Regions from separate parts of the Homo sapiens genome. Here region 1 is linked to region 2. Evidence: chromatin loops called from intact Hi-C (ENCODE). Cell type or tissue: uterus. All regions are shown on one strand. Each heading gives the region's core, and the rest is flanking DNA. Links, peaks and the distances in the headings are about the cores only.

Region 1 (2,896 bases), core at 171-2,670, 240 kb after region 2:
GGGCCGATGGAGTTGCCTGTCCTGTAGGTGACTGCTGGCCCCCAGGCTTCCGTAGGGTTAAATGAGATGGTGTTGGCAACACGCCCCCCAAAACCTGGCCATAAACTGGTCCCAAAACTGGCCATAAACAAAATCTCTGCAGCACTGTGACATGTTCATGACGGCCATGACGCCCACGCTGGAAGGTCGTGGGTTTACCAGAATGAGGGCAAGGAACACCTGGCCCACCCAGGGCGGAAAACTGCTTAAAGGCATTCTTAAGCCACAAACAATAGCGTGAGCGATCTGTGCCTTAAGGACATGCTCCTGCTGCAGGTAACTAGCCAGACCCATCCCTTTATCTTGGCCCATCCCTTCGTTTCCCATAAGGGATACTTTTAGTTAGTCTAATATCTACAGAAACAATGCTTATCACTGGTTTGCCGTTAATAAATACGTGGGTAAGTCTCTGTTCGAGGCTGTCAGCTCTGAAGGCTGTGAGACCCCTGATTTCCCACTCCACACCTCTCTATCTCTGTGTGTGTGTGTCTTTAGTTCCTCTAGCGCTGCCGGGTTAGGGTCTCCCCGACCGAGCTGGTCTCTGCAAGGTGGTGTGTGGCTCCCACTTGGGAGGCCTCCAGTTACTGGCACTGTCATCACCATGCCCACTGAACAAAGTGGACCAAGCCCCAGAGGCAGCCAAAACCACACCTTTCTGCAGGGAGGGTAAACTGAGCCCGCGAGCTCAGGGCAAGCGCACCAGGCGCATATGCTGGCCTTCATCTGTCCTCAGCTCCTCCCTGCGGGCACAAGCGGGGGCAGCTGAATCTTCCACGCGAGAAGCCTAAGAGTAGGGATACGGGGGCGGGGAGCAGCAGGCCTGCTCTGTGTGTAAACAACGGGAAAGCAGGAATAACGCCAGGGCCCGCGGACACCAGCTGCCTCCGAAGTCCCGCTGCCCGGCGCCTGCATGGAGCAGCCTCCTGAGCGCAGTGTGGCGCGTCCTCCTGTGTAAAGAGGGTAGAGCCGCGCCGGGTCCCTCCCTCTGCAGCCGTGAAGCCCCCGCGGGGCCCTGCAGGTGGCTGGCGGCACCTGCACACGGTGGTTCTCTGTTCCTTTTTCCTCCTCAACCACTGAGGTTAAAAAAAGTGTTAAAAGCCACCCTTTTTGTTTTTTTGAGACGGAGTCTCGCTCTGTCGCCCAGGCTGGAGTGCAGTGGTGCGATCTCGGCTCACTCCGAGCTCCGCCTCCCGGGTTCACGCCGTTCTCCCGCCTCAGCCTCCCGCGTAGCTGGGACTACAGGCGCCCGCCACCGCGCCCGGCTAATTTTTCGTATTTTTAGTGGAGACGGGGTTTCACCGTGTTAGCCAGGATGGTCTCGATCTCCTGACCTCGCGATCCGCCCGCCTCGGCCTCCCGAAGCGCTGGGATGACAGGCGTGAGCCGCCGCGCCCGCCCATTTTTTTTAAACGTGTTGGGGTTTGGGTTTCAGCCACAGGCCTTCTGCGATGAGAGGAAACCCAGGACGCGCAGCCCCAGGTCAGGCCCGCGGAACAGCCGGGCGGACTCCGGGGCTCGCAGACTCGCGACCCGCGTGCCATGAACCTCCGCGCCGGAGGCGGCAGCAGCGAGCGCGGGGCTGGATCCAGCGTAGCGGGGCGGCCGGGCGGATCCAGCGCAGCCGGGAGACAGATGCGAGGCGGCGGTCAGGTGAGCGGCGCGGGGCCGGCGGGGTCGGGGCCGGCGGGGACGGGGCCGGCGGGGACGGGGCCGGCGGGGACGGGGTCGGCGGGGTCGGGGCTGGGAGGGACGGGGCCGGCGGGGACGGGGTCGGCGGGGACGGGGCTGGGAGGGACGGGGCCGGCGGGGACGGGGCCGGCGGGGACGGGGCCGGCGGGGTCGGGGCTGGGAGGGACGGGGCCGGCGGGGACGGGGTCGGCGGGGTCGGGGCTGGGAGGGACGGGGCCGGCGGGGACGGGGCCGGCGGGGACGGGGCCGGCGAGGTCGGGGCCGGCGGGGACGGGGCTGGGAGGGCGGCCCGCCCGGCGCAGGGGCCTCGAGACCTCGGCCGCCCCACCCCGGGGACGCCGCCGCTGCTCCGGCGTCCACACCAGCTGCGTGCGGAGCACCCGGGCGGCTCAGGGGACCCGCGTGGCCGTGCCCCCGCCCTGGGCTGCTCCGAGCCTCAGTTTCCCCCTCGGTGGAACGGGTGGGTGGGAGAGACCTGCCCCCGAGGAGCCCGGGAGACCGGGCGAGCTCCCGCGGGTGTGGTGGGTGGGGAGGCACAGTGCTGGGGTGGCTTCTCCCTGCAGCAGGTGCCGAACCCACGGCCAGGCTTCCGTGGCCAGCAGCCCTAGAGGAATGGCCATCCTGTCCCTGCGAGCCCCTGGGCCCTGGCAGGCGATGCAGGTATGGGCAGACAGGACGCTGTTGACTCCGCACACCGGGGTGACTTCTCAGGTTCTCGGGGTGGCAGCTGCAGTGATGACACCGCTTCCTGGTGGTCACGCCGCGGGCAGGACGCGGGAGGCCAGGTCCGTGCATCCCGCGTGTCCTGAGCTTCGGCCCAGGGTCCCTCCGTGCCCCGGAACCCCGCCGGCTTTCTTCGGCTTCCTTTCATTGCTAAGTTGTGGGGTCCTCCCCGATGAGAGCAGTGGGCTCTAGAGGAGGGGCAGGGGGTGGCCAGACCTCTTGCTTTCACTCTTCCACTTCCTGCCCGCTCCTTTCTGAGGCCAAGTCCCACATCTGGGTGCAGAACTGGTGGGGTGAGCCTGGTGAGAGGGGCAGGCTGGCGTTCTGCTCAGAGTCGGCCACTGTGGCCGGCATCCCCAGGTCTGTGTGAGCAGAAGCTAAGGCTGCGAGGCCAGCGGCCTCCCCTCATTCATCCCCTGCCCGTGCGCCAGGCCTGGGGCTGGCA
Region 2 (2,896 bases), core at 83-2,582:
TCAAACTCCTGGGCTCAAGTGATCCCCCCGCCTCAGCCTTCCGAAGTGCTGGGATTCCAGGTGTGAACCACCATGCCTGGCGTCTTGAGTATTTAAGCCCCTGAGTTGGGGTAGTTTGTTAGGCAGCGGTGGCTACGTGGGCTGTACACATTCACGGCTCCCTCCCTTCCTGCCCGGGGATGGACACTCCATGAGCTGCCGTGTGGATTCTCCGTCCTTCCCTGCCCTCCCGGGACAGACACTCCATTGCCTCCACTGCATATACATCCTCTAAAACCGGCAGCAGCCTTGCCAGGTCGGAGGTTCCGTCCACACTTACCTGGACTCCAGGACTGCACCTGGTCCCCTGGGGCCACTGCCGTGTCCACCCCACAGTGTGCGTGAGCTCCCTCCCCCTCCTGTACTCAGCATCGTCCAGCTTCCTCATCTTCTCCGGTCCAATGGATATAAGGTTACATCTTGTTTACTTTTCATTTGATTTTTGTTATGATTTGGACACTGCTTATGCAGAATAGTTTTATTTTTATTTTTTTTTAGATGGAGTCTCGCTCTGTGCTCAGGCTGGAGTACAATGGCGTGATCTCGGCTCACTGCAGCCTCTGCCTCTCAGGTTCAAACAATTCTCCGGCCTCAGCCTCCTGAGTAACTGGGACTACCGCCACCACGCTCAGCTAATTTATGTATTTTTAGTAGAGACGGGGTTTCGCCATGTTGGCCGGGCTGGTCTCGAACTCCTGACCTCAAAAGAGCCGTCCGCCTCGGCTTCCCAAACCGCTGGGGTTACAGGCATGAGCCACTGCGCCCAGCCATTACTTTTTATTTTATTTTTATTTTTTGAGACGGAGTTTCTCTCTGTCGTCCAGGCTGGAGTGCAGTGGCACGATCTCAGCTCACTGCAACCTCTGCCTCTCAGGTTCACGCCATTCTCCCGCCTCAGCCTCCCGAGTAGCTGGGACTACAGGTGCGGGCCACCACGCCCGGCTGATTTTTTGTATTTTTAGTAGAGACGGGGTTTCACCGTGTTAGCCAGGATGGTCTTGATCTCCTGACCTCGTGATCCGCCCACCTCGGCCTCCCAAAGTGCTGGGATTACAGGCGTGAGCCACCGCGCCCGGCCATTTGTAGGATTTCTAAAAGGAAGCTGCTATTATTCATTCCTGTCTTATGGGGGAGCTGCAGGCTCAGCGAGGGCAAAGCTGCACAGCAAACAGCAGCACTTGAACATGTCTGCCGGGTCTCAGCGCCAGGGATACAGCTGAGCCAGGACGTTCCCGGCCCCCACAGTGTGCAGGCTGCAGGTGTGGCCCCGATGCCAAGCCAGCAGGGGCTCCCACGCCAGGATTTGTTCAAGACACAGCTCATCTCCACCATTCTATGAAGCGGACTTTAAAATCCCATCTTCTAGACACCAACGCTGAGGCCGGAGCAGCCCAAGCTCCAAGGCACCGTGGCCAGCTGGGGTTCGTATCGAGGGCTGGGGCAGATGCTCCAGCTCTGCCCCACCCAGAGAGACACTTCTGTCTCCCTATGGGGTCCTTGGCGGGTAAACCAGCCCCTGCTCAGGGTGCAAGCACAGAGCATCCCACCGAGGTCCACAGCTACTGCTTTTAAGACTGTTTCCCTGAGAACAGCAACACTGCCCCCCAGCCAGCTCCTGGTAGCATCTAGGGTTGGGACCTCCCACCCCACCAGCCCTGCCACCTGCCTCCTCATGGCATCTCAAGGTGCCAGGGGTGCCTTTCTTGCAGAAGAGCCCTCCATCCTGATCTGCCCACACCGCCCTGGCAGATGCTGTCCACGCCCGGCAGCCTTCTGTGCACCTCAGAGCATGTGTGTGTCGCCATGCACAGAACGATGATTCCTGAGACCCTCGGGTGACTGCTCTGGGCTCAGGTCCCCAGTGATGACCTGGACCCCAGCCTCACCCCACCCTTCCCACCCACTGATGCCCTGCAGAGCTCTCCTGTCCAAGAGGGTGAAGCCCACACCTGCCTGGCCAGGCACAGCCCCAAGAGGACCCTGCTTCTATGCAGAGGGTCTCGGAGGCTGGCAGATGTTCAAGAGGTTGGGCCAGGCTTGGTTTGGGGCTGGGCTGTGGCTCGTCCCCCACATCCTCAGCGGCCTCTGCCATGGGCAGCAGGGGTGGTTGTGCTGCCTGGCCAGTGGGGTGGGGATTGAGGGAGCCACACGGCGAAGCACAGCAGTGAGCTCTTTATTTTAGGCTGGGTGGGGGCAGCATGTGACAGTCAAGAGGGCTGACCCTTGGGCTGCACGGACCTAGATAAGATGCCCAGGGTCCCGGAATGTTCACAGCCCACAGCCAAGGTGAGTAAGGGGCAGGGAATGTCCTGGGCTCAGAGCCCGAGACCCTGCAGGGGTGTCCCTGCCCATCAGCAAACAGCATACCCTGACACCAGCTGCACCCCAGGCCCCAGCCGGCCCTTGTTCCTGACCCAGACAAGAAACTAGTTCATGGGGCTACAACTCCCCTTCTAGGGGTCAGAGGGGAGAGAAACTGGACTGCCGTCTCCACTGCTGGCCGGCTCATGGCCCCCTCTTCCCTGATGCTCCCCAGGAGCTGCCCCAGCCAGATGTTCATCGCTGAGCCTGCACCCACCGAAGCCCAAAGCTTCCCTTCTTGGCCTCTCTGAGGCCTACACAGGAGAGCAGGGCCTGGTTCCTCCTGGAGCTGATTCAGCCCCATTCTGTCGGGGCAGAGGTGCCAACCCCAAGCTCCAGGGTCAGATGTGAGGTGAGGAAGGTGAAGAGCTGGAGAGCACACCACAGTGGACAAGCCCCCACCATGTGCAGAGCAGCGTGAGGCTCCAGGATGGTCCTCAGTAGATCCCATGGCTCCAGGTGTAGGAGAGACAGCCCTGGGAGGCGAGGCCAGGCC

The links. A loop is a pair of places that touch in the nucleus more often than their neighbours do. Peaks named below come from ENCODE experiments on the same cell type or tissue, not always from the same donor. Only the 100,000 strongest peaks of a DNase experiment are listed, where the experiment ranks them.
Region 1: it touches region 2 in a loop (5-fold over the local background); 3 of 110 quality-filtered maps call a loop at or near these places.

What each region holds. Positions count from the first base shown.
Region 1 is chr16:89,947,126-89,950,021 of GRCh38, forward strand. It overlaps DEF8 (differentially expressed in FDCP 8 homolog), which reads left to right and starts at 1,630. Exons shown (of 13, transcript NM_001242818.2): 1 at 1,630-1,689; 2 at 2,292-2,388. RefSeq lists an enhancer at 640-979 and a silencer at 1,660-1,759. In uterus, for the core only: a CTCF peak has its summit at 1,589; DNase peaks (open chromatin) are centred at 892 and 1,526; H3K4me3 peaks cover 1,962 bases; H3K27ac peaks cover 1,695 bases.
Region 2 is chr16:89,704,938-89,707,833 of GRCh38, forward strand. VPS9D1 (VPS9 domain containing 1) reads right to left here. Exons shown (of 15, transcript NM_004913.3): 15 at 2,197-2,896. Among named protein-coding and RNA genes, the nearest start is that of SPATA2L, 4.7 kb to the left of the region's middle. RefSeq lists enhancers at 1,293-1,472, 1,450-1,950. In uterus, for the core only: a CTCF peak has its summit at 1,169; a DNase peak (open chromatin) is centred at 1,214.